Regions from separate parts of the Homo sapiens genome. Here region 1 is linked to region 2. Evidence: chromatin loops called from intact Hi-C (ENCODE). Cell type or tissue: heart left ventricle. All regions are shown on one strand. Each heading gives the region's core, and the rest is flanking DNA. Links, peaks and the distances in the headings are about the cores only.

What was found. Peaks named below come from ENCODE experiments on the same cell type or tissue, not always from the same donor. Only the 100,000 strongest peaks of a DNase experiment are listed, where the experiment ranks them.
Region 1: it touches region 2 in a loop (3-fold over the local background); 6 of 110 quality-filtered maps call a loop at or near these places.

The regions. Positions count from the first base shown.
Region 1 is chr6:14,417,911-14,434,443 of GRCh38, forward strand. It overlaps LOC105374942 (a long non-coding RNA gene), which reads right to left. Exons shown (of 6, transcript XR_926510.3): 3 at 14,272-14,356; 4 at 13,952-14,032; 5 at 8,748-9,104; 6 at 2,764-8,557. LOC101928331 (a long non-coding RNA gene) reads left to right here and starts at 13,870. Exons shown (of 3, transcript XR_001743994.3): 1 at 13,870-14,164. In heart left ventricle, for the core only: no CTCF peak of the experiment used is centred there; no DNase peak of the experiment used is centred there; H3K27ac peaks cover 385 bases.
Region 2 is chr6:14,632,408-14,648,940 of GRCh38, forward strand. It overlaps LOC101928354 (a long non-coding RNA gene), which reads right to left. Exons shown (of 4, transcript XR_241980.4): 2 at 11,544-11,662. It also overlaps the pseudogene RNU6-793P. Among named protein-coding and RNA genes, the nearest start is that of LINC01108, 360 kb to the left of the region's middle. RefSeq lists enhancers at 4,132-4,231, 7,299-8,282 and a silencer at 7,791-8,085. In heart left ventricle, for the core only: a CTCF peak has its summit at 6,608; a DNase peak (open chromatin) is centred at 6,824; H3K4me3 peaks cover 975 bases; H3K27ac peaks cover 2,099 bases.

The sequences.
Region 1 (16,533 bases), core at 5,422-13,421, 210 kb before region 2:
CTATTCTAGTTCTTTTGCCTTTTAATATAAGGTTTAGAATGTTTTTGTACCTACAAACAAAACAAAATCTGATGGTAATAACATTAAATCTGTAGATTAAGTGGTGGATGATTGACATCATAACCATGAACATGGTATATGTCTCTATTTATTTATGTCTTCTTTGATTTCTTTCACTAGCATTTTGTAGTTTTCAGCAAGCAGATCCTTTATAAGTTTTGTTAGATTTTCGCGTAAAAATTCCATTTTGGGGGAGTTTCCATAAATGGTATTTGCTATGGATTGAATGTCCCCACCAAAACTCATGTTGAAATTTAATTGCCATTGTAGCAGTATTAAGAGGTGGGGCCTTTAGGAAGTGATTAGGTCATGAGGTCTTCACCATCATAAATGGAATGATGTTCTTATTGTGAAAGTGGGTTAGTTATTTCAGGAGTGGATTCCAGATACTTAGTTTTAGGGAGCTTTTTGTTAGATACCATGGCTATTTCTATGTAGATAATTATATTGTCTTTAAATGAGGACAGTTTAAAATAATAAAAAATAATAAAGAGGTATGTGCTTTTTATTTTTTTCTCTTGCCTTATTACACTGGCTAGGACTTATAGTATGATGTTGCCTAAGAATAAAGATTTTTTATTTTGCTCCTAATCATAAGAAAAAACAAAGTTAAAAATTTCTCTTTTTTTCAGAGTTTGCTGAGAGTTTTCATCACAAATAGATGCTGCATTTTGTCAAATGGTTTTTCTGCATCAATTGATATAATATTTTTTAAATCTATTAATATGATGGATTACATTGATTGACTTTTTTTTTTTTTTTTAAGACAGAGTCTTGCTTTGTTGTCCAGGCTGGAGTGCAGTGGCTCGGTCTTGGCTCACCGCAACCTCTGCCTGCTGGGTTCAACTGATTCTCGTGCGTCAGTCTCCCAAGTAGCTGGGACCATAGGTACATACCAACATGCCTGATCGACTTTTTGCTATTGAACAAACCTTGGATTCCCAGGATAAATTGTAGTTAATTGTGATGTATTATTCTTTTTATATACTGTTGGATTTGATTTCCTAGTATATTGTTTTGAGAACTTTTAATCTATGTTTATGGGAGATATTCTTCTGCAGTTATCTTTTCCTATACTGTCTTTGTCTTGATCTTATGTCAGGGTATTGTTGACCTAAAAGAATGATTTAGAAAATAACTCCTTTGGCCGGGCGCAGAGGCTCATGCCTGTAATCCTAGCACTTTGGTAGGCTGAGGTGGGTGGATCATGAGGTCAGGAGTTTGAGACCAGCCTGGTCAAAATGGTGAAACCCCATCTCTACTAAAAATACAAAAAAACTAGCTGGGCGTGGTGGCGCACGCCTATAGTCCCAGCTACTAGGGAGGCTGAGGCGGGAGAATTGCTTGAACCCAGGAGGTGGAGGTTGCAGTGAGCCGAGATTGCGCCACTGCGCTCCAGCCTGGGCAATAGAGGGAGACTCTGTCTCTAATAAATAAATAAATAAATAAATAAATAAATAAATAAATAAAACCTCCTTCTCTTCTATTTTAACAAAAAGTCATATACAATTGGTATTATTTTATTATTAAATTTTTGGTAGAATTAAGGAGTGAAAGCATTTGAGTCTGAAGATTTCTTTTGTTGAAAATTTTTAAACAACAAATTTAATTTCTTTAATAAGCATAGAGCTATTTAGGTTCTTTCTTTCTTCTTGGGTGAATTTGATAGTCTGTCTTTCAAGGAATTGGTTCATTTTATCTAACTTGAATTTATGTCTGTAGAGTTTTTGTAGTATTCCTTTATTATCTTTTTAACATCTGTGAAGTCTGTAGTTATGTGCCCTCTTTTATTTCCAGTAGTAGTAATTTGTGTTTTCTCTCTTTCTTTGTCAGACTGGCTAAAAGTTTATTAATTCTATTGATCCTTCAAAGAACCAACTTTTTATTTCATTGATTTTTCTCTATGGTTTTATTTTATAAATTCTGTTCATTTCTGTTCTTATCTTTATATATTTTTTCTTCTGCTTCCTTTGGGTTTCTTTTGCTTTTCTTTTTCTAGTTTCTTAAATTGGAAGCTTGGATTTTTAAATTGAGGTCTTTTTTCTTTTCTAATAAAATCACTTAATGCTATGAATATCCCTTCAAGTACCACTTTATCTTCATCCTGTATATTCAGAGATGTTGTATTTTCATTTTTGTTCAATGCAAAACATTTTGTAATTTTCCCTGAGATGGTAGCTGACAGAGGTGAACTGAGTTGTTTAATAATATACCGGAGTGGTTTTTAGGTATGATTAACTGAGGAAGTTTAATGCTGTTTTCCTTTTCACTCTTACTGAAGTGGGACATTACAATGAAAGAAAGGTTTTAAGAAATAAAGCATGCAATAAGCTATTTACCTTGAACCATTTATACATTAGCAATTTAATACAGTGATTTCCCTGCAACTTAATTCTGGGAAGATCCTAGGAGGTTGCAAGAATTTGGTTCTAAGAATCAGAAACTTGAGTTATGTCAGTAGCAACTTATCTTCCAGAAATATGCCACATTTTTTCTTAAACTTTAATGTGCGTAAAGATCACTTTGAGAGCTCATTGAACACAGATTCTGGGCCCCCACTCCAAGAGACTCTGATTTAGTAGGTCTAGGATGGGCCAAGGATTTGTATTACTAGCAGGTTTCCAGTTGATACTTATGCTACCGGTCTGAGGACCATACTTTAAGTAGCATTATTCTACAGCATTAGAAAATACTGCCCACCAAATTCTCTTTGACATCCCTTCATACATTGCATAGTTTTCTGTTTACTTCCTCTTCTTGTCGTCTTCCTTTTCTTTCTTTTGCCCTCTAGATATAGGTATTTTCTAAGGGTATAACTTTAGCTCTTTTCTCTTCATCTTTCCTTCCATTATAAATTCAACAACTTCTTATTGAGAATCTACTAACTGTTAAGCTAGGCTGCTTCTGGTACCATGTAAGGCAGAACCAGTGGGGTCCATGCCTCTTGCTCCACTATTATCTTCTCTGTGAAAGTGTTCTCAGAACTTTCTCACAGACCTGACCACCTCCTCCTTTGCTTTCCCACAGCTCTTTATTTGTTTCTCTCATATGGATTTTATTTCATTCTATATTTGTTGGGAATTCTCTGAGACAATATCCCAAATCTTGTTTGAAAGCAGGATCTGGACTGGACAAGACAAGCTTAACCTCCAATTTTGATTTTGTCACCTATCTGTATTTACTCTTTCAGGTTCAATAATTATATCAGCCTGGGAATGGATTAGAAAATTGTGATGGCGGGCTTGATGGTGCACACCAATAGTCCTAGCTACTTGGGAGGCTGAGGTGGGAGGATTCCTTCACCCCAGGAGTTTGAGGCCAGCCTGGGCAACACAGTGGGCTCTGTCTCTAAAAAAGGAAAGAAAATTGTGACAATTTTTTCAACACAATATGCCTTATCCTGATGCAAAATATATATTGGAATTATGAAATTTTTAAATTAATATTTGGAAATGTTGCAAGATGACAGGAAGGATGAAATAAAATTCCTTTTTAAGCATACTGGCACAAGACAAATCTTCATAGTATTTATTTACTTTTATCTAGTTCAGTTCAAGGAACATATATTAACAAATCACAATAAGCAAACACCATTCTATTATACTTGCATGTATTTTTTTCCTTTAGGCTTCTCTCTATATATCATGCCTCTCCAAATTTTGTGGGGGAAAATATAGATTGGCCCTATTCTTCTTGCTTGTGGCAGCAATCAATGAAAATAATGCTCATTCTTTTGGAATTCTGGGTGTTAAAAAAAGGGGAGATGTGGGGGCTGGGGAGAATGCTTTTACATAATGTCTTTATAAATATTAGTGGAGACTTCTCTGAACTATCTCTGTCCTGCTCCCCAGACTTCCTTCTCTGTGATAATAAAGTGCTCATATAGGAAGTCACAAAATTGCAACGGAAATCCAAACTCAACTTGATTTACTAGGTCCTCAAATGTTGACCTGTTCTGGACTCATAAATAGAGTGGGAAGGCATTTGGGTAAGGGAAAGAGCAGGAAGCCATGAATTACCCAGTGGATCTTTGAAATCAAACAAATTTAACATAGAATGAATACAGGCATTTCCTGGGGAAGAAGGGAAGTGTAGTCCTGCCTGTCAATTACCCTGTAACTATATTAAATTTAGAAGATCACAGATATTCCGCCAGGGATCTCAAGGACCAGGCGGGAGAATGCCCATACCTTTTGCATTACAGTGGAGACAGATCCCAGTCACATCCAACTTACTCACATCCAACTACATGGTGAGCCATATTTTTCACACAACATGGCTCCTAAATGCATGCCAACTACTTTAGTGCTCAGGAAGAGAAGCAGAGATATGTTCCAATAATGGGAAAAACGGGCTGAATTGCCTCCATTGAAAGATGATGCACTGTTCGTTGTGGGTGATTTAAGGGATCTTCCTTGGTAGAGGAAAGCTGGTGCGTCAGTGCCTCTAAACATCCGTGGGCAGCTGTAGAATCAGGCCTCCCAGAATCTGCTCTTCTAGACTATCGGCAGATGAGAGCCGGAGGAAGGCCAGGTCTTTATAGAACCACCTTCCGGGGCTGGGTGCGGTGGCTCACGCCTGTAATCCCAGCACTTTGGGAGGCCGAGGCGGGCAGATCACCTGAGGTCAGGAGTTCAAGTCCAGCCTGGCCAACATGGTGAAACACCACCTGTACTAAAAATACAAAAATCTTAGCTGGGCGTGGTGGCGTGCGCCTTTAGTTCCCAGCTACCTGGGAGGCTGAGGCAAGAGAATCGCTTGAACCTGGGAGGCGGAGGTTGCAGTGATACCACCACTGCAGTCCAGCCTGAGTGAGAGAGTGAGACTCCATCTCAAAAAAAAAAAAAAAAGGAAAAGAAAAAAAGAAACCACCTTCCCCTCCCCTTCTATCCATCTGGACACTCCTCCTTCTTCCCTCTTTTCTCATTCTCTTATAAGAGAAGTTTCCTCTTTTTACAGGTGGGGCAGTGGAGGTGGTACAGCCAAAACTTCATTGAAAGGAAAATTTGGTGTAATGCATTTTGAATGAGACCTCTCACCCCAGACAAACTGTGTGACCCTGCATGGCTCAGGGGCCCCAGTACGCTACAATAGCTACATCCAGGAAAGTGTTACCATGGCTTGGTGATTTCCTAAGCATGAGAAAAATCAGGCTGTCCTCACTGTGAGATCAAGTTTGAGGTTACCGCTAGGCAGGATGTGATATGGAGAGTTTTTTTTTTTTTTTTTTGCCAAATGGTACCTCTTCTTCTAGCCTAATGGTTATTGAGTTTTAAGAGGAAGGAAATTATATTTATTTTTGGTATTGTGCAGAATTATAGAGGAAATGTGTAAATCAGAGGAAAAATCCAGATATCCTGAAAGAAAATGTGAGACGAGCGGCAAGGTGGGAACTCAGGGTACCAGGGCAAGTCGCTAAAACATCACTGGAGCAGTGCGATTGCTCCAGAGGAACTAGGTCACCAGGAAAACCTTTGCTTAGAATCTAAATTAAGAATAAGGTCTCCCCATTGTTTGTCTTACAGTGGCCAGAGTTCATGAGTGCCTTGCTTTGTCCCCAGGGACCCTGTTTCTCCACTCTAAGCCAGCTCTGATTAAGAGGAAGCCATATATCCTCTAAGAATATTCCTGTCTTGTGCTTTACTCAGTAACATTAACAGAGGGAAATGAGGTTATGTGAACTTCTCATGGATATTTTGATGGCAGTGACTCAGTTGATACAAAGGATTCCCTGTGAAGCAAATCCGCATAAATAGAGAGTGAAGTTTATTCTAGTGATTCCCCTAGGTTTCACCAGCTCAGGAAAGAGTAAAGAGCATCCTAAGAGACAGTAATTCCATAACCATATGCAGATGGCCAAAACTCAGGGTAGGAAATGACCCCGAGAAAATAAAACTGTGCAAAAATCTTCCACTGCAAATGGTTTAGGTATGGATTATTTAATTATTTATTTATTTAGTTTTAATTTTTATACCTTTAGGGAGTACAAGTGTGGATTTCTTACAGGCATATATTGCATAGACGTAAAGTCTGGGCTTTTAGTGAACTTATGACCCGAATAGAGAACATGGTACCCAATGGGTAACTTTCCGATTGTCAAGCCCCTCCCACCTTCCCATCTTCTGTAGACTCCAGCGTCTATTATTCCACTCACTGTGTATGTCCATGTGTACTCATTGTTTAGCTCTCACTTATAAGTGAGAACATGTGGTATTTGACTTTCTGTTTCTGAGTTATTTCACTTAGGACGATGGCCTCCGGTTCCATCCATGCTGCTGCAAAAGACATGATTTTGTTCTTTTCTATGGATGGACAAGTATTCCATGGTGAATAGTCTATCCCATTTCCTTTATCCAGTCCTCCACTGATGAACACTTCAGTTGCTTCCATGTCTTTGCTATTGTGAACAGCGTTGTGATAAACATTTGAGTACAGACATCTTTTTGATATAATGACTTCTTTCTCTTTGGGTGTATCCCCAGTAGTGAGATTGGGTCACATAGTAGTTTTGTTTTTAGTTCTTTGAGAAATCTAGGTGTGGAATATTTTAATGACTGAGTCAATTCTGATGCCAATAACTTCTTTTTTTTGCTTTCCATGTAAATGACTATTGCTTGGCAGTCAGTGGGCTAAGTTCAAAACCTACCTTATCTTCAAAATCTTCTAGAGCAGAAAATGGATTAGTAATAGGAAGACAAACTCAAAGCAAAATAGTTTAGATTCATTCAGAACTTAGCAAATGTGAAAATTATTACCTAAGAAAAGAAATTTTAGAATTCTAGAGAAAACGTCCTACACACCTACACACACACACACACACACACACACACACACACACACCGTTAGATTTTTACTTTTCAGGAGGTGTTCATCACAGTCCCCAGAGAAAATATTTAACCTTAACATGAAAAAAGCCAAGTCTTTTCCTTAAATAAAAATACCTTTCAGATCAGCACAGGGCCCATGTTACTGTTTTGGTTCCTAAGGAAGAACCAGTTTTGTTCTCCTCCCAGAAATGTAAGTGGAGCGTGAGTCCCTAAAGGGCCAGGTGGAGCCTTGGTGGTAGCTGAATTGGAGGAAGGGAGAACACATGTCTTTGGAATTGACTCGTAGACTCTCTCTGCCTTTGGAAACACCTGAGACAGAATCCTTGCCATCAGCTCTTCAGTCCTTCTTCAGTTACCATATGTTTTTATATTCATCTTTTCTCCTCTAATTTTTTATTCATATCCCAGAGTGATGAGCCAATGTTTTTAAAATAGACGATATCCAATAAATGTCCCACGCGTGAATGGATTGTTCTTATTCACTTCTGGGCTTCGAATGATTATTTGGTGCTATGTCTCAACAGATATTGATATGCAGGCAGTTCAGATATGCCAGCCACAGGAATGACTTCTACTCCATTAACAGCCTGAGAATTAAATGCTATAGTGGATTAGGAAATCTGAAGTTACTTACCTAAAAAAAAATGTGCATTGGGATCAAATCGAGATAGGAAGAAGGGAAAACTTTAATTACTGGATCTGCCTTGACATCACAGAAATGTTCTAAACATCTCCCACTTCTTTATTTCTTTTCTTTTTTTTTTTTTTTTGTTATTGGTGGCCAGTGAGAGTGAAGATAACTCACACACACAAAAGGGGAAAAGGCTTTTAAAAAGACAATTAGAAGCCAGGCGTGGTGGCTCATGCCTGTAATCCCAGCACTTGGGGAGGCCGAGGCAGGCAGATCCCCTGAAGTCAGGAGTTTGAGACCAGCGTGCTCAATATAGAAAAACCCTGTCTGTACAAAAAATACAAAAATTAGCCAGGCATAGTGGCACGGGCCTGTAGTCACAGTTACTCGGGAGGCTGAGGCAGGAGAGTTGCTTGAACCCGGGAGGCGGAAGTTGCAGTGAGCTGAAATCGAGCCACTGCACTCCACTTTGGGCAACAGAATGAGACTCTGTCTCAAAAAAAAAAAAAAAGGAAAAAAAATTAGAAACTTAGAGGAGTATGGCCATGATGCAACTCTCTTGAGATCACACGCCCCCTTCTTCCAGAAAGCCACCAGCTTTTGTTTTCATCAGTAACTGCTAGCAACAGGTCCCTTGTTACTAACATAAATTATGGATAAAGAATTGGTAACAGAGGTACGATAACTCCTCTGCATCTGATAAAATAAAAGGGGACCTGCCTTCCTGGATAGGAACATTCCCAGTAGCAAAAGTAGAAGAAGAAAAAAATATTTACTTCAATGCTCATCCCCTTCTCCCTCCCACTTTCTCACCTTGAAAACAACCTATTGAAAATGTTCACAGAAGGGAGGTTCTGCTCAGTTTTTGGAAGAACGCAGCATCTAAGTATTCATTCCACAATGACTTGAGCTGACCATATCAGTAAATATGTTGTACTCAAACAAAATTGTTCAAGGTGGAATAGAAATAAGGTCTCAGCTCTTGAGAGATAAGGCAAAGGAAGCACAGACTGCTCATCTGAATCTTCATATGGCTGACCTGGAAGAAACCAAAGACTTATTTGGCCAAAGTGTGGTTTTCTATCTGAACAAACATCCAATTATATGCGGAATAGACTCCAGAGCATTTCAGAGAGATAAAGTATAATGACCATGGTATTAGCCTTGCAGAGGCAGATCCCTGGGTTACTGACAAGCCAGAGGGCTTGTGTAACATCTCTGTAACCTACCTGTGTCCAAAATCAGCAGTAAGGACTTATCTGTAGTCTTCTCAGATGTTCTTGATCCTTTTTTGTGTGTCCTAGAACCACTTCATCCCATCCAACACAATGACAACACTTCAAAGAAGAATGTCACAGCCTTTGTAAGTCTTTCTAACAAAAGATGTATTGTCATTACTGGATCTCCTCTTGTTCCACACAAAGTTGTGTCTAGTATTCACTGTTCTGAACAAATCATTTGGTAAAGCATTTCATAAGTTTATTTGGATGAGGATAGCATGGGCTTTTTTGAACCACTGGTGAGAGACGAGTTGGTTATCCAGAGGCTGCAAGACCTGTGCTCCTGGGCTTTGCTGTGTGAAACACCTGTGCATGCAGAATGCAGGATAAATCTTTTGAGACCATTGGATCTACCATGCTCATGAAACTTATCTAAGAAAATCCTTGTAAGGCACAAAAACAGAGAAAGAGGATTGAAAGACCTGGCCGAGATCTTAATCTTTCGTGTTGATTGCAATGTGAGTTGCATTAACAGCAGGTACACAGCTTCTATCACATTCTTTGCCTTTAGAGTCAAGCTTTCATATAGTTCAGGGGGTGCCAAGCTAGGGCCCAAGAGCAAACTATGGCCTGTTGCCTCTTTTTTATATAGCCTGAGTCAAGAATGATTTTTACATTTTTAAATAACTGAGGAAAAAGTCAAAAGAAGAGTTATATTTTGTGACAAACTAAAATTACACAAAATTTACATTTTAGAGTCCACAAGTGAAGTTTTATGGAAGCACAGCCACACCATATTGTCTATATCTGCTTTTCTGCTATACCAACAGAGCTGAGTACTTGCAACAGAGACCATGTGGCCTGCAAAGCAAAAAAATATATAAAATAAAATATTTCTATTGGTCTTTTACCAAAAAAACAGTTTACTGACCCCTGATAAAGTTCAAGTTCATTCTTAAATTCAGCCTTGCTAATTAAATAGACCTGAAGTCTTGCTAAAATGCAAGGATTAGTTTTAGAGAATTATGATGTAATCTATTGGGAAATGAGCCACAAATTATTATCAAATAGGATATAAACTTAATTTTTATTAAAATGGAAAATGTTTCATAAAATTTATTTTAAAAATACAGTTATATAAAGTAGAGACCATCACAGGACATGTGGTATAAAAGAGACCTGACCTGGCCAGGCCCGGTGGCTCACACCTGTAATCCCAGCACTTTGGGAGGCCAAGGTGGGTGGATCATGAGGTCAAGAGACCATCGTGGCCAACATGGTGAAACCCCGTCTCTACTAAAAATACAAAAATTAGCTGGGCGTGGTGGCAGGTGCCGGTAGTCCCAGCTACTTGGGAGGCTGAGGCAGGAGAATTGCTTGAAACCAGGAGGTGGAGGTTGCAGTGAGCTGTGATCGTGCCAATGCACTCCAGCCTGGTGACAGAGCAAGACTCCGTCTCAAACAACAACAACAACAAACAAACAAACCTGACCTGCCTATTAGTCAGGGAAATGAAAATTAAAATGCAAAAGGATACTGTTTCATGCCTCCAAAATTGCCAAAAAATTTTAAAAGTCTGATAATATGAAGGGTTGTGAAGGTGCAGAACAATGTGCATGGGCAATATGTGTACTCACACAACCGCTTTGGAAAGCAGCTTGGCAATTTCTAATAAAATGGAAGATGGGTTTAATAAGATGACTTAGTGACTCCACCCCCAGGTTTATAGCCTATTCTAAAGCAATTCTAGCACCTACGCAAGAGGAAACATGTAGAAAGATGTTCTATGCAACACCAACACGGTAGGTTGTGCTTTCTGCTCCCCTGTGGCTGGGTGGAGCCCTGTGGCTAGTTCTGGTCATTTGAGTTGTGAGCAGAAGTGACACACATGGCTGGAGCATCTATAAGGCCAATGTGAAACCCTTCTGAGTTATAATAAGCCACAGGTTAAATAGAAATTGCAATGGAAAATACTTCAAATTAAATAATAATACTACATATCAAAGCTTACCATTATACTACAAATACTTATCATTACACTATCAAATACTACATATCAGAGTGTTAGCCTTGCTTAGAAGGGAATTTATAGCTTCAAATGCATATTTAGAAAAGAAGAAACACTGAAAAAAATCAATAAACTTTGAATCTTAGCTTGGGTTCCCCAGAAGCAGACCTTGAGCCAAGGATTCAAGGGCGAACAGTTTAATTGGGAGTGAATTAATTAGCTTGGGCTGCCGTAACAAAGTATCACAGGCTAGGTGGCTTAAACAACAGAAATTTATTTTCTCACATTTCTGGAGGCTGAAATCTGAGATCAAGGTGTCAGCAGGTTTGGTTTCTTCTGAGGCTCCTGCCCTTGGCTTGCAGATGTCTGTGTTCTCCCTGTGTCTGCCCATGGGATTCCCTCTGTGTGTGTTGTGTCCTAATCTCTTCTTATAAGGACACCAGTCATAGTGGATTAGAGTGTACCTTCATGATCTCATTTTAATTTCATCACCTCTTTAAAGCTGTATCTCCAAATAAAGCCACATTCTTAGGTACTTTGGCTTCAGACTCGAACAAATAAATTTAGGGGCTTCGTACGTTGAATCTGAGGGGCTCACAGTTCAGTCCCTCACAGGGAAATAGACAAGTAGGAACAGGTAGGAAGTGAGATACGGAGGGAAGACAGATAAATAATAAAGGGTATGTTATGAAGGCAGTCATCACAGCAGGAGACTGGAGCTTGATTGCATTAATTACCAAGAAGAACTCTAGAAAACTAAGTAAAATATGCTTCAGAATTATCTCAGCCGAAGGGCAAGAAGAGTATTTACACCCTGACAGCCTTTGGTCTTTAGTTAAAGGTTTCCTCTGGCGCTGTTAGTTCCCAGGCACCTCCAGCCCACTATGCCCATAGGCTAAGTAAGTTCAGGCAGCCTGGGGACGGCCCTCGGACAAAAATGCAGGTCCCGGCCCTTGGAGGTCTGGGAGTGCACAGGCCTGACGAGGGATCCCAGGACATACCAATGGAGCCCCGTTCGTGTCAGTTAAGAAGCTCTCTCCGGACATTACCAAAGGAGTGGCGAAACAAATCCAAAGAGAAAGCAATCATTGTAACTAATTCAAATGTATAAGCAGACAAGATTCTCAAAACCACAGGCTGATTCCTTAAAATACTAATAAAAGTGAAAAATTGCTGTCAAGATTGATCAGTTAAACTAGAGACAAATGACCTAGTGACAAACAATGTCAGGAATTTTAAAACGGGGCATCATTAAGGATCACGCAGACATGAGATCATTAAGAGAAGTAACAGAAAAAAAAGGGTGAATACCAATTTCACTCCTAGTTATATACTCAAAAGTATTGAAAACAGGCACTCAAACCAATACATGTACATATGTGTTCATGGCAGCACTACTTACAATTTACAAACATCAAAAGGTGAAACAGCCCAAATGTTCATCCATAGATAAATAGACAACAAACTGTGGTATATTCATACAACAGAATATTGTTCAGATATAACAAGAAATGAATTACCAAAACGTGATACAAGGTGAAAAAACCTCAAAAATATTACATTAAGTGAATGGAACCAGACACATATTATATAAATCCATTTATATAAAATAACCAGAACAGGTAAATGCATGGAGACAGGAAGTCGATTGTTGTTTGTGAAGGCTGAGGAGAGGGAAATGGAGAGTGGTTAAAGGGGATGCGTTTCCTTCTGGGGGGGATGGAAATATTTAGGAACTAGATAGAGATGTGATTGCACAACACTGGGAAAGTATAAAATGCCATTTAATTGTTCACTTTAAAATGATTTGATTTATGTTATGTGAATTTCACCTCAATAAAAAAGAGAGAGAAAGGGTGAGGAAAAGAGGAGAAACACCTGGCAGTTATACACTGCCAGCCATGTGCTAGGTCTACACTGCCATTAAAAATGCACTAGTTTTAATATTTTGATGAGCTCAGGCTGGGCAAGGTGGCTCATGCCTGTAATCCCAGCACTTTGGGAGGCTGAGGTCGGCAGATTACCTGATGTCAGGAGTGTGAGACCAGCCTGACCAACATGGCAAAACCCGGTCTCTAGTAAAAATACAAAAATTAGGCCGGGCACAGTGGCTCATGCCTGTAATCTTAGCACTTTGGGAGGCCGAGGCGGGTGGATTGTCTGAGCTCAGGAGTTCGAGACCAGCCTGGGCAACACGGTGAAACCCATCTCTATTAAAATACAAAAAAATTTAGCCTGGCTTGGCAGCATTTGCCTGTAGTCCCAGCTACTAGGGAGACTGAGGCAGGATGCTTGAACCCGGGAGGCGGAGGTTGCAGTGAGCCGAGATTGCCCCATTGCACTCCAGCCTGGGCAACAGAGCGAGACTCTGTCTCCAAAAAGAAAAATAAAAAAAATTAGCTGGGCTTGGTGGCGAGCGCCTGTAATCCCAGCTACTTGGGAGGCTGAGGCAGGAGAATTGCTTGAACCTGGGAGACGATGGAAGTTGCAGCGAGCTGAGATTGTGCCACTGCACTCCAGCCTGGGCCACAGAGTGAGACTCTCTCTCTTTCTCTCTCTCTCTCTCCCCCCAACCCCCCCCCTCTATATATATATGTATGTGTATGTATATTTTGATGAGCTCATTAAATACATTCACAATTGTCCCATAAGATAGGGATTAATAACACTTTTATAGAAAAGAAAGGAGTTCATGGAAAAGAATCTGATTGTTTCTCTGTTTTGCTGTCACTTTGTGTTTTGCGGAGTTAATCCAAAGAGTTGCTTCAACAAGCAGAACTCAAGGAAACACGGGTGAGGTTACTTTCAGGCTTGGAGACTTCTGAGCTAAAGGAAGTGGGCCAGGGAAGGGCTAGGTGCTCTGACATTCCAAATATAGTCTGCTTGGCCACTGAGGAACAGAGATTTGTTGCTAGCAACAAGTACTTAGAACGTGTGTGATTTGGCATGTCTCGAACTGTGAAGTAGATGCAATGCAGGCAGAAAATCGATGATGCTATGGGGAGGGGCTGTGTAGGGTGTTAATCGCCATCTGCAGTGCCTGGAGGTGGGGTGGGGAGAAGTGAAGAATCTCTTCCTTTTTAATAGATTTTCAAGATGGGAAAATCATATTGCAACCCACAGGCATTTGGAAACAATTTGTGCCGAAGACAGAAAGTACACCTAACGTTAAGCTGAAAAAACTGGACGCTCCCAGCAAACTCACTTTGCAGACTCCTGGTTGTCAGAAGAAAACGCCAGAGGATTTCACTTGGCATTGACCTCTTACTACTTCCAGCCACTTACCCTGGGCAGTAGAAAGAAGGAACAGAAAGCAGAGTAGATTAAGAGGAGCAAGTACAAATGGCGTGGGACTTCAAATCACCACCTAAGATTACTTCTTTGATTTCTGAAAAAGTAGGTCAAAGGAAGATGTCAGGTGAGATGGGAATGGGGGAATGGGGGTGGGGGAGGAAGAGTTAAGCCTGATTCACAACCCTATAGGCATGCGGTGAAGCAAATTCTTTGGCACTGTTTATAATTTACCTTAGAAGGTACACTTGTGAAATCTTTAAGAATCATGAATGTTGTCCCCGGAAGAAGTAGGTACATCTTGAATCTTTAATTCTGCCTGGGACAAAATGACCATATGAATGTTAAGTTGAAAGTGCAAATTAGCATAGAATCATCGGGCCAAAAGTTGAAAAGACTTTTGATTAAATCCTAGAAGAAAGATGAACGTAAAATTACAGATCGAAAACCTTAGATTCATATTTTATTTCTTAAAACTCTAAAACTCTGAGCTTTTATCCTTATCCACTAACAAATTGATCAGCACTTTCTGTTGAGTTAAACTCTGAATTGAGGGTCTTTTTGCCTCTTGCCTACTTTCATTCAGGCTGGGTTATTTCTTTTCCTTTTTTGTAACTGTGGTTTTTTTATTGTGGCAAAATACACATAAAATTAGTATTTTAAACATTTTTAAGTGTACAATTCCATGCATTTAGTACATTTGCAATATTGTATGACTATCCCCACTTCCTTGAATAGTTCTAGAGAAACAGAATGTTAAGGATGAAGGCCAGGTGCTGTGGCTTGTGCCTGTAATCCCATCACTTTGGGAGGCCAAGGTAGGAGGATCGCCCGAGCCCAGGAGTTTGAGAGCAGCCTGGGCAACATAGTGAGACCTCTTCTCTACAAATAATAAAAAAAAAACTAGCCAGGCATAGGGTAGTGTGTCTGTGGTCCCAGCTACTCAGGAAGCTGAGGTGAGAAAATTGCCTGAACCCGGGCAGTTGAAGCTGCAGTGAGCTGCGATAGCACCACTGCACTACAGCCTGGGCAATAGAATGAGACCCTGTCTCAAAAAAATTAAATGATTAAATTAAAAAGAAAAAAAAAAAGAATGTTAAGGACAGGTTTTCTGAAATGGTTCTGCGGTTTCTGGAATTGACTCTCTAATCTGATTAGATTTCAAGATGCTAATGACTTTATTTTTAGTAGTAATGAGAGCACTGGTAGTCCATGGCATGATCTGGCAATAGAGATACGTAAAACAGCACCTTTGGATACTCCTTAGCAACCCCTTGTAGGAAGCAAGGAGCTGCGGGGGCAATGGGCGGGGGGGCGGTGGGGAGCTATGTATATACTTACGAACACTTTTTGCAAACTAACAAGTATGAGATTGGCTGGTTGATCCAAATGTCACTGGGCAAAGTGGGGAAAGGAAAGGATGAGCTCCAGGATTTGAATCTTCAGCTTAAGCCCCATGTACAAGACCTGAAATCTTCTACAGGTGCCCTGCAAGATCATTATTGCCTTTAGCAGCAGGGCTATGATTGCTGAAAATCAAACACAGAATCTTATCCTGAGACTGGCTGAATGACTGCCCAGGTTAAACTCTCAGCCTCACAGGAAGTCAAACGTTGAAGTGAGGAAGATATGCACTTTGAGAGCTGGAATGGGGATATGTAGGAAGACCTGATGAAACTGGGGAAATCGAGCCCCTGGAATCTGATAAATATTTGCCAGTGGAAGAGGCCTCTCTAACCTCTGGGGAAGCCACCTTCCCACTCCCAGTGGTAGTGGCTTCTCCACCCCCTCACCTCTCAACTGGTGGGATTAAACTTGCATTGTCCTCGAAAACTGTAATGACCTCCTCTGTGGTAGATGCTATGCTAGACAGTGATTCTCCTCAAGATCCATTTATATCACCCCTCTGTGCTTCTAGACCTATAACTTGATTCAAGTCCTAGTAGGCTCCTAAAGGTAAGGTACAAAATGTAACTCACAAGGAAGCATACCACAGTTCAAAAGAACTACTGGAATTTTCTAATTTATACAGATAGAAATCTGGGAAACGTGTGGGAGTGGATATTGAGAGTATAGGATAATGGCAGGAGGAACATAAAGTTGGATTAGGTGGAATTCATTGATATGGGCTCACTAAGCAGAGATTCTGTATTTAACATTATAGCTCAGGCCGTTCGAAAGGGCTCTAATTGTTTGTGCTATACTTTAGTTTGTTTGTTCCCTCCAAATCTCATGCTGAAATTTGATTCCCAGTGTTGGAGGTGGGGAACAGTAGGAGGTGTTGGATCAGGGGGCAGATCTCTCAGGAATGACTTGGTGCCATTCTTGCAAGAGTGAGTGAATTCTTGCTCTATTTGTTCCTACAAGAGCTGGTTGTTTAAAAGAGCTCAGTACCTCCCTCCCCACCACCTTCCTTTCTTGCCATGTGATCTGCACACACCAGCTCCCCTTCACCTTTTGCCATGACTGGAAGCAGCCTGTGGCCCTCACTAGATG
Region 2 (16,533 bases), core at 3,589-11,588:
TGAGGAGTTGGTGTTTCATAGGTATGGAGTTTCAGTTAGGGATGATGAAAAAATACCCAGAGCTGGATGGTGGTGATGGTTGCACAAGGTTATGAATGCGCTCAATGTCACTGAAATGTACATTTTAAATGGTTAGAATGGTAAATTTTATGTTATGTATATTTTACTCCAATGAACAATTTTTAATAAATGAGGAAGAAGGTATTTTGCCCCACACACCCTCTAAAAAGAGTCTCCTTTGTAACGGGGGCTCAGGAGTCCCAAAGCTGAGACACGGCGAGTCCCCTCCACAGGCCTCCAGCTGCTGGAGGGGTACCTCACAATTCTGAGGATGTAACTAGGCAGGACACAGAGCTGAGGAGGGGTAGGTTCTTGTGGGGCTTCCAGATGCCTCCCAGTGTCTCCACAGGATTGGCTGTGTGTGGCGTCCCTCTGCCCAGGGCTACTACCTCTGTTTTCCTGGCTCAGCCAGCGAGCTAAGGAGCTGTGTCATTGGTGGCTGTTGGGGTCCTGCTCTGGGCTACCTGACAGCTCCAGAAGTGTCCATTTGCTTCCATTACCAATATCCCTGCTTTTAGAAAACTCAATATTCCTGATGCTCAATTCACAAACAGAGAAGTCATGATTGCGATACTCCAGGGTTTCGAAAAAAAATCAGACATATTGATAAAGATATAACAATACATATTTTTTAAATGTCCACATTCCATTTCTCAAGAGCATGCATTTCTCATAAAGTAAGATGCACTGACACTTCTCCCAGGGCTCCAAGGACAATACTCACTGCCACTTTTCCAGCCCAGAGCACTCAGCAGGCCACCTTCACATCCCTCCCTCTACTGGGTGACTTGCAGACTCTGAGCCTCCTCCAGGACCTTTGGAACTACCTGGCTTCCCCCTCTGGGAGCAGCTCTCAAAGCAGGGTCCCCCAGCCCTTTCTAGAAGAGGACCTTTCTCAAAACCCTGTTGAGAAAACAGCCAGTCCCCGGGAGGCCTGCTGTCCTCTCAGCAGTCAGCACAGGTGAACAGGGACTGCAGCAGGTGTCTGCGTGACTTTGTCATTGACAAGCACATCCAGCAGTGCCTTGAGACCTGCTCAGAAAGTTATCTGCTGATACCATCCCTGTGGACACCTCCAGGAGCTGCCAGGGGATACTCAGCCCCAGCCACGTCCAAGTGCAGCCAGAAGCCTGCCCAGGCCAGTGCGTTGGAGTTGTGAGTGATCCTGCTTCCTGACAAGGGCCAGCTGGGCTCCCCCAGCCTCCTGGTCTCCAGACTCCCTGGGCTCAGCCTCCTGTGGCACTCCTGAGCTTCAGAGAGGGCTGGTTCTGTGACTGGAGCTGTCAGCTGCAGAGATACTGCAGAGACACCTTTTAAAATTCATGGCCTTACTCTTCAGAGTTCAGAAACAGATCAGACTCCAAGATGAAAGCGTGGTTTACCCTTTCCCTGGTCCTGCCAGCCCCTTCCCATCTCCCATTCCACCCTCCTTTCCATGTCTCCTTCCCGCAGCTTTCCTTCCCCATTGTCCTCCAGGATATTTTGCATTTATCCTAGTTCTTAATCCACCTGCTTTCATCAACCAAAGCCAAAAGAACACTCCTTTGTTTCCAAAAAGAACATTCGCTCAGCTCGCAATGCAGGCCTGACTCTCAAAGGTATCTCCCTTTGTCAGGTAGGAAGGGCCACGAAAGGTGTGGCTGGGCAAAGGAGATAGAGCAGAGTTTTGAACTGAAAAGGAGGTGGGCGGCAAGGGGTGCAGTTCTCCTTTTTTTTCCAAGAAAGGCATTTGCTGAAGGGCCATCCACCTGAGTCGGGGGGGTGGGGGCGATCCAGGGGCGGGGCAGACAGGCTGGCAGCAGCAGCACATCCTGCCAAGATGAAAGAGCGATGTGTTTGCTTCTTGCCGCGAGTATAAGCAACAACAGAGATCCTCTCAGGAGAATTCCATCCCCAGACATCTCCTTGCAGCATCTCCCCTGTTGGGCCTTTACTAAGAGGCAGCACCTAGTGTCCTCACTGATGTGGGCACCAGGAAAGCTCGCTCTCCTCCCAGACACAGGCTGCCACACTCAAGGCACAGAGACTCTTCGCAGCCACAAGAAGTAAATGGAAGAGAAGCAAAGCCTGCTGACTTCAGGGGCATGGACCCAGTGGCCAGGATGACATGTCCAAGCCACAGAGGGAGAGTCTGCCCTGGGAATGAATGATTCCTTTTGGAAGGAATGATGGATAACACTTATCAAGAATTTATCTGTACCTGACACAGTTCTAAATTCTTCACCTATATCAGCTCACTTAACCCACAAAGCAACCTTATGTAGTACATCTCATTAGCCCCACGGTTAATCTGATGCACCAACTTAGCTAGGCCATGGGACCCAGATATTTGGTCAAACACCAGTGTAGGTATTGCTGTGCAGGTAATTTTTAGATGAGATTAACATTTACATCCGTAGTCTTTGAGCAAAGCAGGTTACCCTGAATAATGTGGGTGGGCCTCATCCAGTCAGTGGAAGGCCTTAAGAGAAATGACTGAGGTCCCCTGGGGAAGAGAGAACCTGCTTCAGAATACCTTCCCACTGGAACGCCATCAACTCCTCCCTGGGTCTCCAGCCTGCCCTGAACGTTTTGGACTTGCTAGTCTCCACAATCGCTTGAGCCAGTTTCTTAAAATAAATCTTCTTCTCCTCCTTCTCCTTCTCTAGTTCTTCTTTTTCTTTTCTCTTCTCGTCTCTTTTCTCTTCTCTTCTTCTTTTTTCTCTCCCTCTCTCATTCTCTCTCTCCACCCCACCCCCCACCCCCAACCTGTTGGTTCTGTTTCTCTGGAGAATCCTAATACACCTTACCTTACAGATGAGGAAACTGAGGTGCAAAGCAGTCAGCTGTTTTGCCCAAGATCTTGAGGCCAGTGAGTGTCCCAGGCAGGACTAGAATGCATGCTGCCTGGCCCCAGACCTGGCTCAGGTAACCAGACAGCCTGCTGCTTCCCTCAGCCACAGGAAGTGGCTCAGCCACAGGAAGTCACGGCTACCTCTCCATTCACAAACCAAAGAAGGTAGGAGGTGGAAGGAAAATGCATTAAAAGTAAAATTCAGCTGGGTCAATGGACAAGGACAGGATATAGACTATAAAACCAATGATATTTGTTTTCATTCTAGGCTTTATTTTGATATCTGTGACCTTAAGTGTGATTTACATCTCTCTGAGCCTCCATTTTCCTGATATGCAAAATACCATAAAAACTTTGCAAGGCTACTGAGGGATTAAATGGGATAATTTTATGTGCAAATAATATTTCCCAGGATATGAGTGAAATCACGTGGCTTGTGTGATTAAGACAACTGTTCCAAATTCTAGTGGCCTAAGTCCCCACTTGCTTGACTTACAAGAGATCCAGGTATTTACAGAAATAAATAACTCTCTCCAATAAGTTTCAGGTCCTCAAAGCTGCCAACCTGTGCCCCTGCTGCCCGTGTTCTCATCCCAGGGGTGGGGTCCCAACCATCTGAGTCCTCAGGGCCAGACAGTATAGCAGTCCCTTTCACGGAGCTCTCATCCACCTTGAGTTCCAATTGCTGATCAAAGCAATGCCCAGAGCAAAGCTGCACCCCCAGCAGGTGAAGGCTGGGCTACAAAGTGGGGTTCACTGCCCAGACCCTCCCCCTCTGGGCCAGCTAAGCATATCAGAACCCCTCTTGCTCATAGTGATGACTCACCAGGACCTCCCCTCCCTGTTCCCCATCGCTACCCACCCATCCATCAGATCTGTCACTGTACCCAAAGCCTAATGGTGAATGGGACTCGTGTGTTTCTCTCTCAGAGGGCTTCTCCACCCCCATGGAAATAAACATGTACAAAAGGACGTGAAGAAGAAAGAAGCTTCACCAGTAACATCTCTGTACAGATCCTACCAGGCTGAAAGAACAAAAAGCCTAGCTGTGGGGTGGTTGTTTTGCTTTTTGGTTTTGTTTTCACTGTGGTTTGTGTCACATGTTAAAGATGTCCCATGTGTCAGGAACAATCGCAAAGTACTTGACCTGCTTTATCTCATTCAGTCGTTCCAATGCCTCTGTTGTTGTGTCATTAGTGTTTCCATTTTATGGATGAAGAAAGCTGAGGCTTAAAGAAGAGAAGTAACATTTCACTGCCTCACAAATAGTGACAGAGCCAACATACAAACCTAGGCTTGTCTGGCCCCAGAGCCCTCATCCTTAACCACCACACTGCACCTTTGTAAAGGGCACAACTATTTGTGTCTAACAAATATTAGTTATCTTTTCTAAGAGCCAAGAGACATTTGTTCTATCCCAACTCTGTCTCTTAGAAGTCAAATGGCTCAGCTTCCACATTTGTAAAAAAGAGAGAACTAAAGTAGAAAATTCTAATTGTTTCCTGAAGCTCTAAAAAGCTACAATCCTAAGAATTAGTGGCCAGAGACCCTAAGCTGCTTAATACATTTATACCACATCCTCCTCAGCTGGTACTCGGCATTGAGGAAAATTCTTAGAAACAGAAATAAACAAAAATATTAAGCATAAGCCGTCATCAGATTTACATGTTATGCTGCAAAATTTATTGTTCTGTTCCTTTTCCTTTAAATGGGAACATTTAGGTCAAGGATATATCGTCATAATATCTCTGAGATGGGAGCTATGAGTGACTGGGCAAACAGATTTCCGATTCTAAGAATCTTCTCTGAAATCAGATGCTTGATAATGTGAATATTAAAATTCCCCCTTCACCCAATAACAATGTGGAAAAACATCTGTCCTTTTTGTTTTAAAATAAACATTGAGAATCTCTCTTTTAAAAATGGTAGAAATAATCATGAAACTAAGTATAACCACAAGAAAAAGTATTTGAGAAGAACTGAAAGACTAAGGGAGAAACTTGATATAATGTCCATCTCCTTGTACTTATCCTCTTCCTTTTAGCTTAATGCCACCTCCTTCATGAACACAGAATTGGAACCCACAACGGATGAGGTCTTGGCCTCACGTATGGGTAAAGCCTCATGTAAAAATAAACAGAGAGGAAATGCTGACGATGCCTGTCACTCCACTCGGATCAATTCACTTCAACATGCTCATTGCTCCATTTCATTTCCTACACCTTGGCCTTGCACACTCTTGCCATGCAAGGGCCGACTCCCAATAGGGAGTTGATTGTTTTGTTTAGGAATTCCAGAGCACCAATCAGATGGGGGGTCCTCATTCTACTCCAGCACACACACTCCACAAATATCTCTCTCCTCTCTCTTATTTTTCATTTTTAACCATTTAAATTCATGTTTATTTTTATGTATTGCTAATGTATGACATAGAGTTCCAGAGGGACTGTCAACTTCCTAAAAAGAATACACCTTCATTAACTCTCTCTACAAAGATGTACCATGTGCCTACTATGCCAGCAGGTGTCTGTACAGAAACAAAAAGGCACAATTACCACCCTAAGGAACCTCCTGTAGGATTCAATGCGGAGGCCACCTCCTCCAGGATGCCCTCCCTAGTACCTGGGTCAGAGTCCTGTGGCATTGGGTATTGGAGTCCATGATTCACCTTCCCTGCAGTGTGATTGTTGGTTTACTTAGGAGGCCCTCATTGCTTCCTTCCCATCCAGTGGGAGACATTCAAATAGGATGCAACTCACAGCTCCCTTAGCCAGAATTGCAGTAATGATGATAATGGTAATGATGTTAATAATCCTATCCATGAAAAACAGGTAACTCCTTTTTAAAGAAGGATTTCTTGCTTATCACCTTCGGTCCTGAATCCCTGGATATACCTGGGTGCAGGCTTCTTGGGGCTCAACACATGTCTGGGAGGATGCCAAGATGGCAGAATGATGTCAGTTTCTCACGGGGTGCTGCTCCCTTAGATCTGTACCATGCTGCCTAATATACGTCAGTTGCATTGAAATGAAAAATGAATAGGAAGTAGATCTTGCTGCTAAAACATATGCATCAGAAAATCATTATGAGTATTAAATTACTGCAATAAAATGAACCAGAACTAATCTTGCAAATTAAGATCCAATAAATTTTTTTTCATGGCCACACCTTTTCTTAAAAAAAAAAAAAAAAGAAAGCAAAAGAAGATTTAGCTTAATAGTATTAAAATTGACTGTAAGGATTTTGAGCGTGACATGGAAAGAGTCGATCAAGAAATTTCCATATGACAAATAGATTTGCATTTTTGGAGGGTGGGGTTGGAGGTTGTCAGGAAGATGTTGAGAATACTGCCCCTGTGCCAATTGGTAAAATGATCAGTTTTTAAGCTGACATACCTATGTATTTTACATGTAAAATTTATGTATACATATTCCCCTTCCTCTTTTCTGCTCCCCACAAATCCCCCAACTTCCCACTCCTTAGATAAGGTTCTGCTGACACAAGAAACTAGTAAATTTCTAAATTTCTGACAACCTCGTATTTTTAGAAGAGATGCTGCTGTCGTTCAAATTAAATCTGAAGCTGTAAATAAACCTTTAGAGCTTTGCCTGTTCACTGGAATAACAGGATATCTCCCTCCACCCTCCAGCAGGAGAGAGACTGTAATTAGCTCATTGTCCGTGAATAGGCACAAAAGAGGCGGTGCTCCCCATACTGGCTCCCTTTCAACAGCAGATCTTGGGGCAGATGTTAATTCATTAAGTGAGTAACTTCCACCATCTCCCAGGAACACCAGGGAGCCCGACTCCCCGTTCCAAAAGGGACACTGAGGAACAACATGAAATACTCTGGCCAAGGACTCACAGAAAGGGTACTCGGAGAAGAAAAAAAACCACCACCAGGATTCACCTCCCTGCTGCAGCCTGCTTCCTGGCGCTGGTTTTGGCAGCCCATCCCGGGGCTGCTCTGTGACACCCGGGGAACCAAACTATTTATAGCCACGCAGTCATTATAAACAAAGCTGTTTATAACATCGAACCTTGGCCCTGCATGAGTTAAAACTCTAGACTGGCAGCTATAAATAACTCTGTTATGCGCTCGAGTGTGACTATTGACTGATACTTCCTCAAATTGTGACAAATAATGACAAGTTTGTTTGACAAACATCCCACTGACATTCATCTGATTTTGAATAAGTGGTGCTGCTTTCTTAATTTGGTCCCTGAGGCCCAGGACTTCAGGAACTTTCTTTATTCTTTCTCTCTCTCACCTCCCGCATCAGGAAACTGTCCTGTGTGTAGTTGTTTTTTCCCCTAATCAACTGGAAGGGATTTGGGGCCATCTAAGGGGAAGCTTATTAAATCCACTGTTTCTCTCTTGGGATAATTCTGCTGTAGGGGCTTTGCAAGGGTCTGGGGAGTTTTGTTAATGACAGAAGGAGGGAGGGGTAGAAAAATGTGGGCCAGGCTGTGGTGGTAGGTAACACAAGGTGGAAAGGGGAAAGCAGAATTTAACATCAGACTGACTGGAATGTCAGTGTTTAAGGGGGACCAGAAATGTAGAAATTTGAGAAGTAGTTCACACTGAATCGATGAAAGACAAGATTCTGGATGGAGGGATTTACCCCCCAGGGCTTCTGGTCTGAGAGATCTTGTAGATCCAAGATTGGGGTCCCCAAGGCTCGGGTTCTCTTTCGAGGCCAGCTGATATTAACATACGTCATGAGTGACGTGAGATTCTAGAGCTCTCAGGGACCTATGAAATGGTCTGTTACTCGGTCATTTCACAGGTCAAAAAGCTGAGGCCACAGGGGCTCCCAGGACTCTTTAGAGCAGAGCTAGACTAGAACTCAGCTGTCTGGACTCCTGGCTAGAAGCTTTATCTTTCATCAGGAAATTAATTAACATGTGAAAAGCATGTGGAATTGTCCCTGGCCTGTGTTGACTGTTTTACAGGAGCACACCATTCACACCATCCAGGTTGCACATCTTTTCTGTCTCTATTAACTCTATTTGCACGGTCTCACACAGCGCCCACCGTCTCCAATCCCTCCTATGCAGAGCTTTCGCAGCAATCTTGCGAATATGCAAAACTGCTGCTCACTGGTCAGCCCACTCCCAGACCAAGCTGGGAGCGCAGTAAGAAGACCTGACTCAGGATCCTGCAAAGGCAGAGGTGGCACCTGAGAGCAAGTCTCCTTAAGTTTTGTGCCCTAGGCCCCTCACGTGACTCACCCTAGTCCCACCCACACTTACCCAAATAAACATCTCCCAACTGGTTTGCATGTCTGCAAAAATTACTGCAGACATCTCACCCTTGCTGACAAAGTCCTCAATCCCTGGTCCCTCCCACTTCTCCTGCCCAAATCTATGCTTTACCCCAAAGTGTACTCTTCACTCCTTCCCAGAACACACAGCCTCGGATGTTTCCCATTCCCTTTGATAAGAATGCCCCCTTTACATGACAAAACCCTGACCATCTTTCCTGACCCATTGCAGATGCCCAAGGAAGCCCTTGTTGACTGATCTGGCAGCTGTGATGTGCTTTCCTTGGAAGCCCCATCACCCTTATTTATATGTCTCTTTCAGCGCTGGCCTGTCTTAATCCTGCCTTACAGTTATTTGTGAATGTGCTTATGTTTAATCCTCTTTTCTAGTGGTAAGAGGGAGATCTTTCTTAATCATTTTGGTATCTTCTAGCACAGTGTATACCTAGAAAAGGGTGAATGAAGTCTTTTAAATCTACTTCCTAAAAGTGCAAGCAAAAACACAGAATGAAACAAACCGGAAAATCTTCAAAAGTAATAAAGGACCGTATCAACTAAGAAAGATTTGGCCAATGTGTAAATAGGTAGCAAAACCTAAAATGGCCCAGCCAGATAAGTGCATGCGTCCTTAGAACCAGCAACTGACACAGAAACTGGCAAACTAGTAAGACAACTGGAAAGAAAGAAGCCAAATAACTGGCAATTAAACAAGCTGGAGGATCACAGGGGCAAGTGTCTAACCCACTGCCAGTCAGCCAGCCAACAAACGTTTATTTAGAGCCTGCAAGCACATGGCACAGAGCTGCCTGTTAAAGAAGAGATGTTTTCCTGGCCTTCGGGAATTGACAATCAGCTCCACTTTCTACAATTTCCCTGCCATTTCAGCTTTTACTAAGACCTGTGGAACTCCAAGTCTCTTGTTGGTTCCCAAATTCTTAACAATGAGCGAATTTGCCAGGCTTTGCCCAGCCTCCCCAGAGAGTCCATATCCGTTTGTGTGTGTGTGTGTGTGCGTATGTGTGTGTGTGTATATCAGCCCTGGCTTATCAGCCCCCTGTGACCTGTCAGGGCTCTTGGCCCTTCGATGGCCTTGCGACACTCCATGGACTCATGACAGAACTCACTACATCAGAACTAACCCATCCCGGAGAAGAAGCAGATGAGAAAACAGCAGCTGACAAGCGAACCACCAAAGAGGAAAAACCAAATTAAACACTCCTTAAGAAGCCAAGTCCTCTTTCTTCCTCAAAAATGACACGGGAAGGAAGGCGCGGGACAGGAGAGGGGCTCCAGGTCCCTTTGCGCTGTTCCATATTAACACAGTCACACTTTGCGATGCACTTGTCACTTCCAATCAACACCAGGGCTTTCCAGGGCCTGGACACTCATTGAAGGGATTGTTACTGTTGGTGAATGGGGAATTAATTAATGCAAAGCCAACCAGTTCATAAATGCCTGCTTTGTGAGCAGTTCCTGCATCCTGGGGACCGCGACTCCTGTGGTCAGCGCAGCCCCAGGACTCCGTGTCAGCAAATGATATTTATGATCGCCATCGGCCCCTTCTTCAAACCACCCAGGGGGAAGCGAGGCCTCACCTGGAGCCTGGGCTTTTCCCGCTGTGGGCACAGCCAAGGGTCCTCCGGTTTCTCTGGTGCTGAGCAGGCAGTGCAGAAAAACTCTCTCCAGTCTTCTGAATCTCTCGCCCACAACCTGACTTACTTCGTGAAGAAAGGCTTCATTTGCAAGTCATAGTGATGGGAACAGGCAGGAAAACAGAGAAGTTTTTCTCAACCCACTCCATTCCAAATTTGGTTACTTGACCTCTAGGCAGGTACAAGAATGTGCACACACACACACACGCACACAATCACACACACACACTCAAACAGTGCCACGTATATGCACAGAATTTCTCTGATCTGTGTTACCTACACAGTCGTCAACTAATTTAAAAATCAGTTCTGATTTGAATGTGGCAAATGGACTCTTCAGGTAACCTAGTTACTAAGAATATAAGATGGAAAAAGTGGTAACCGAACATGCCAAGCCCCCTCCATCATATAGACACACACATCTCATTGAGAGTATACAATGTAGTTTTACTCCCCCTCCAAAAAAAAAACTGGTCCCAAGTTCTGCTGACATAACATGCCCAGGCCCTGCCTCTGTTTTTGCTGTGGTGGCTTTGCTACCTCCTCGCTTTAAACTGCCATGATGCAGGCCTGAAAACTCCCTTTTGCCTTTAAAACATAATGCACTATGATATTAAAGATGGTGGAATTGAGGATGGCTTTTTCTCCTTTATGCTTTGCTGTGGTATCTAAATGTTCTACGATTAAGGTGTGTTTTATAGTCACCAAAAAAATGCATGATGTGAAAGGAGAAAAGAATGTTAGTTTCATAAAATCCCTCAAGAGCGACTTTGGCAGCTTTATCTGATTTTTGAGGTCTTGAAAATTAGCCTGGGTCATAAAGCAAGGAGACTGTGACATTTTCTGAAATTGGATCCCATACTGCTGGTTTCTGTCTGACCTTAGGAAAAAAGCAGGAAGTAAAAAAGAAGTTTATCCTTGGAAAATTCATTCTCTCCTTGCCATGTCCTTAACCCTCTTCCTATAACCTTGCCACCACCCTTGGAGTTCCCATCACTTTTCCTGTTTTGCTTTTTTTCCTTATCATTACTTAAAATATACCCTGAGGATAGGCTGTAGTATCAGTCATCTACACCTTAGTATAAATTAAATTAATCAACATTACTTTAATCCCAATGTTATAAGTTCCTATTTGTAATTTAATTCAAAATCCGATTGTATGATAAAATGTACCAGCTAATGAATAAAGGAGCTGATGTCTGTCATCTCTAGATCAGACATCTAGGCTACTGGCTTCTCTGTTTTGGGAAAGGTAGTCCCTGGAACAAATCACACAGTGCTGTGATAAATTTTTCCACATTAGCTATAGAATATCACCATTTAGTACCTCTATCCCTTTAGAAAGAACTCACTTTCCAGAGACACAGTTAAATGTAAGAATGGTTGCAGATAACGTGCAGTCTACAAAAATATTCATAAGCCCCACGGCTTTTGAAAAACAGTATTCTTTATTTCTACTTGGGAAACTGTATTTGCTACACATAGACATTGAGTATATATGTTGAGTGCCTGATAAATCAAAATGTATAAATGATTTTGAGTGCTAGATTTTGGAAACAGGAGAAAACTATATTCCAGAGAAGTTAAATAACTTGCTGCAGGTCATTCACCAGTCAATAAACTAGGGCTCGAACCAGAAAGAATGGTTTCTGATTCCTAGACTGGGCTCTTTTTGTTTCAATGTCTTAATCTCCCAAGCCACCTAATTCAAGTTCTGGAAAGATCTGATTACCTCAAGCCTTGGAATGATCCTCCAGTGCTTCCTTTTTGGGAATTCTTGGCAAGTAGGCTGAGAAATGAGGCACCGTGTTTCTGACCCTCCTGAGCCTTCTCTGTTTATTAGACCATGCTCTGCAGATAAAAGGGCAACAAAAGACAGGAAAACTTAGGAAGAGACAATCACTTGTTGTTGCTGCCTTTTCTATCCTTCTGATCCATATCACACTCAGTGTGGTCAATCCCTGGTCACCCACATGCCGTCCAGGACCTAGAGAGAGGCAGGACTTCCAAGGAGCTTCCTCACGAAGCACCCCTTAGGCAGAGTCTTGCAGCTGGGAGTCCACCACCCCAACCAGAGGAGTGAAGCAGTGGTGATCTTCTCTTATCCAGAGGTAGAGTGCAACAGTTAGTTGACTCTGTACCCATGGTCAGTCCTGGGGTCACCTTCTAGGTGTCCAGGCCCACCTAGACAGCATCTAGGCCTCCCAGTCCTTGTGTACCCTGTAAATTTTCCAGCACAAACCTTCCTGCTGTCACCTGAATCCAAAAGGAGATCTTGACCATGACTAGTCAATGTGCACTCCATAAAGAATCTCAGTACTTGTCATTTATAGATTTGTTCACTCAGCTAAAATATGGCAAGTGGTTCCCATACACAAGGCACTGGGCCAGGTTCCCACTGCATAAAGAAGCCAATCACACAGCTTCTGCCCTCAACAAGCTGATGGGAAATCAGAAAGACAGACAAATGACAGAAAGCCAGGTTAATTTATACCCAGATAGACAAACTCCTCTTTATTCTTTATGACTCAGATCAATTATCATCTCCTTCAAAAGGTTTCCTGGCCATCTACAGGCAGTTACATGGTGATCCTTCTGTGCCCTGATGATATTTGGTTTGCTCCTCAACAATAGCCATTTCTCGTGTTGTTAAAATTACTTCTGTGCTCATGTGTGTCATTCTTTAAATTGTATGAAAAAGGGAGAGGGTGGAGGGAGGAAAGGCAGAAGCTATTATTCAACATCTCCAGACACCCAGAGTATCTGGGACTTTTAAGACAAGTGAATGAATGGATGAATGGGTGAATGGGTAAATGAATGAATGAATTTTCAAGCTCTTTTGTCCTCTACATAGATTTCCTTGACCCAAATATGTATCCACCCGTCCAAACAGGAGGTAAATATCCTCATGGCTTCGGAATATGTGAACTGTGGTTGTTTCCTGCTCATTATCCAAACTCACAGAATTTGGAGCAATGAAAGCCTCATCTCACTTAGCCAAAAGCAATATTTTCTTGTCTTTGCTTTTGTTTTTCCAGGAGTGTAATGAAAGTGCATGTGCATGTGGGTGTGTATTTGTCCTGCACATAATTAGGCAGTGTCTTCAATAACAGGTGTCCCTCCAATAGGGCTCAGTGGTGACGGAGGGCATGGAGGGGGAAACCAAGGAGATAGGGAGAAGAAGCCTGCCAAAACCGATCACCAAATGAATTCAACCAATTCATTAAATCTGAACGCACACTCAGCCACAGGAGGATAAATTGGACCAACACCCCAGCGTCAGGGTGGTTACAGCGTCTGTTAAATGGCCTGTTAATGTGATAGTTGAGACTTTTCCACAGAAATTACACTGGCTACAGTCACAGCATGGCACACCTGGCTCCAGATCACCTCCTACCAGGCAGTGTCACACTGCAGGCCAGGGAGATAGGGATTTTCAGTGCTACCTGGCCTGGCCTCCTGCCATCATTTTGAGCTCTCTCTGTTTTGTAGCCTATTTCTTTTAAGAGAATGCCAGTCATCTCCATTATAACGTGCATAGTGCCATAATTTTTGTTTGTTCTTACAAGTGGAATAAAGATGTTTTACCCCACAAATAAGAACAGTTTAAAAACAGTTTGTTACAACTCTTTTGATGAAGTCAGTCAACAAGGCATGAATAGTAAGGTCAGGTGGCACCCTTGTCCAAGAAAAGAAGGTGGTAAGCATTGAAGAGCAAAACACAAGGACCCTGAATAGATTCAAGACAGCCCTTTATCTTTGGTTTTCTGTATAGTCCAAAGTACAGGTGAGAGAAATCCATGCTCAATGAGTCATCAACACTTACTGACCACCAATGTAGCCAAAGACTGTCTAGCTGATTCAGGGCACCAAGAGGGAAGAGTTGATATGGGTGTCACGTACAAGTCACTTCTCACTTAAAGAGTAAGATCACACCTGTAATCCCAGCACTTTGGGAGGCTGAGGCGAGCAGATCACCTGAGGTCAGGAGTTTGAGACTAGCCTGGCCAACATGGCGAAACCCTGTCTCTACTAAAAATACAAAACTTTGCGCCCGGTGTGGTGGCAGGTGCCTGTAGTCCCAGCTACTCGGGAGGCCGAGGCAGAGGAATCACTTTAACCCGGGAGGTGGAGGCTGCAGTGAGTCAAGATTGCGCCACTGCACTCCAGTCTGGGTGACAGAGCAAGACTCTGTCTCAAAAAATTAAAAATAAAAGGATAGGTAGAGCTAAACAAATTAAATGTCATGATACAGATAACTGGCAGAAATAAGACTTGGTGTATTACTTAGCAAAAATCCTTAAGATCCTTTTACAGTGCTCACTTTGGCAGCATATGTACTAAAATTGGAATGAAACAGAGATTAGCATAGGGCCTGCACATGGATGACATGCAAATTCATGAAGCATTCTATGTTTTTTTAAAAAATCCTTTTAAATCCCTCACCCATTTATTTAACATTCATCCATTCAATGTTCTCATTGTGTCATGTTATGATCATGTAGTCCTTTTCCTAAGAACATACTCTGTATGACTATATTATATTTTTGGCAAAAAGATGAATCAACCCTTATCCGTTTATCATTCAACATTCATTCATTGACTTCCCACCTCAAGCCATGCTATAATCATGTAGTCCTTTCTTAGGAATATACTTTTCCTATATATCATATGATATTTTATTTTGTTTTGCTTTTGGTGGTGGGGAGGATGGTGTATATCAGAAAACTTTCCATATTGGTTTGAGTGACTTAGCAAGAAGACACTTCCACGGCTGAATCCATTTCATTCAATAGCCAGGCAGCGAATGTAGACTCTTAGGGTTATAGAGACCTTGGAAGTGATCTCCCCAAGCTCCTTGCAGGAAAGACAAAGAAGTTATGGGCCCGACATGGTGGCTCACACCTGTAATCTCAGCACTTTGGGAGGCCAAGGTGGGGGGATCATGAGGTCAGGAGACCGAGACCATCCTGGCTAACACGGTGAAACCCCATCTCTACTAAAAATACAAAAAATTAGCCTGGTGCGGTGGCACGCCCCTGTACTCCCAGCTACTTGGGAGGCTGAGGCAGGAGAATCACTTGAACCTGGGAGGCAGAGGTTGCAGTGAGCCGTGATAGCGCCACTGCACTCCAGCCTGGGTGACATAGTAAGACTCTGTCTCAAAAAAAAAAAAAAAAAAAAAAGAAGATACGTTACTCCTGCAAAGTAATCCAGCTGCTACATCATGGAGCTGGAGCAATAGCCCAGGTCTCCTGGCAGTGGATTCAGCGTACATTCCGCTCCTTCACACTGCTGGGAATTCCAGTGTCTTACATTTATCTTCTCATAACAAAACACAGTCTGCTCTCTCCAACTTGGCCCTGGTGCTGAGGACGTCTCTGACATCCCTGCCACTCTCATCTCTGAAGGAGGATGCTTGGCTCCTCACAGTGCTATCAGCTCCCCCACCCCATCTGTGTGCATGAGGACTGAGTCCCTGTGAGGCAGAGGGTCCTCAGGCTGGAGCAGCACAGGACACGCCAGGAACAGACGGGCCAAACTGGTCTTTTTTTTTTTTTTCTTTTTTTTTTGAGACAGAGTCTTCCTATGTCACCAGGCTGGAGTGCAGTAGCATGATCTTGGCTCACTGTAACCTCTGCCTCCTGGGTTCAAGCCATTCTCCTGGCTCAACCTCCCAAGTAGCTGAGATTACAGGTGCCCACCACCACGCCCAGCTAATTGTTGTATTTTTAGTAGAGATGGGGTTTCGCCATGTTGGCCAGGATGGTCTTGATGTCCTGACCTCGTGATCAGCCCTCCTCGGCCTCCCAAAGTGCTGGGATTACAGGCATGAGCCACTGCGCCCAGCCCCCAAACTGGCTTATTTTCATTGCTTACTTGGGAGTAAAATCCTTCCATGCCTGGATCCTTTTCTTTTAGCCCCTGATACTGGCAAAATAGTTTCTCAAAGGCCTGGCTTGAGAAATGGCCATCCTCCCGCTACCCAAACCCCATTTTTCTCCAAGGTGCTTCTCTCTCCCCATTGGCAAAGCCTTCAAGTATTTTTCTGGTCAACTCAACTGCATACTGCAGTGCGTGCTCCAGATCTAAATCATGCATGCAGTCTGGTGAATTATAAGCTCCTGTTACTCCATTTCTTCAGCCTAGGTTGAAACTTCTTTCAGCTCTTCAAGGCTCCTGGAACTCAAGATCCACCCCTTCTGGCCTCTTTTAACAATTCAGTCCACGTTACCTGTGCTCTGCCAACCAGAGTCCTTCAACTAGCCTTTTTCTTGGTCTCTTCTTTTCAATGCCATGAGCCAAGCTCTGTGTGTTAGTTTTAATGGCTGTTCTCAAGGGCAAGTCACCCCCTGTACTAGTTTCCTGTAGCTACTATAATAAACTACCATAAATTTGGGGGCTTAAAAACAATAGAAATGTGCTCCTTCACAGTTCTGGAGGTCCAAAGTCTGAAATCAAGGTGTTGGCAGGACCATGCTCCCTTGGAAGACCCTGGGGAGAGTTCTTCCTGCCTCTTCAAGCTTCTGGTGGCCCAAGGTGTTCCTTGGCTTGTGGCTGCACCATTCCAATCGCTGCTTCCATCTTCACATGGTCCTCTCCTCTTCTCTCTGAGTGTTCTCCTCTTCTGTCTCTTTAAGGACAGTTGTCATTGGATTCAGAGCCCATCCAGATAATCCAGAGTAAACTCATCTTGAGGTCCTTAACTTAGTTATCTCTAC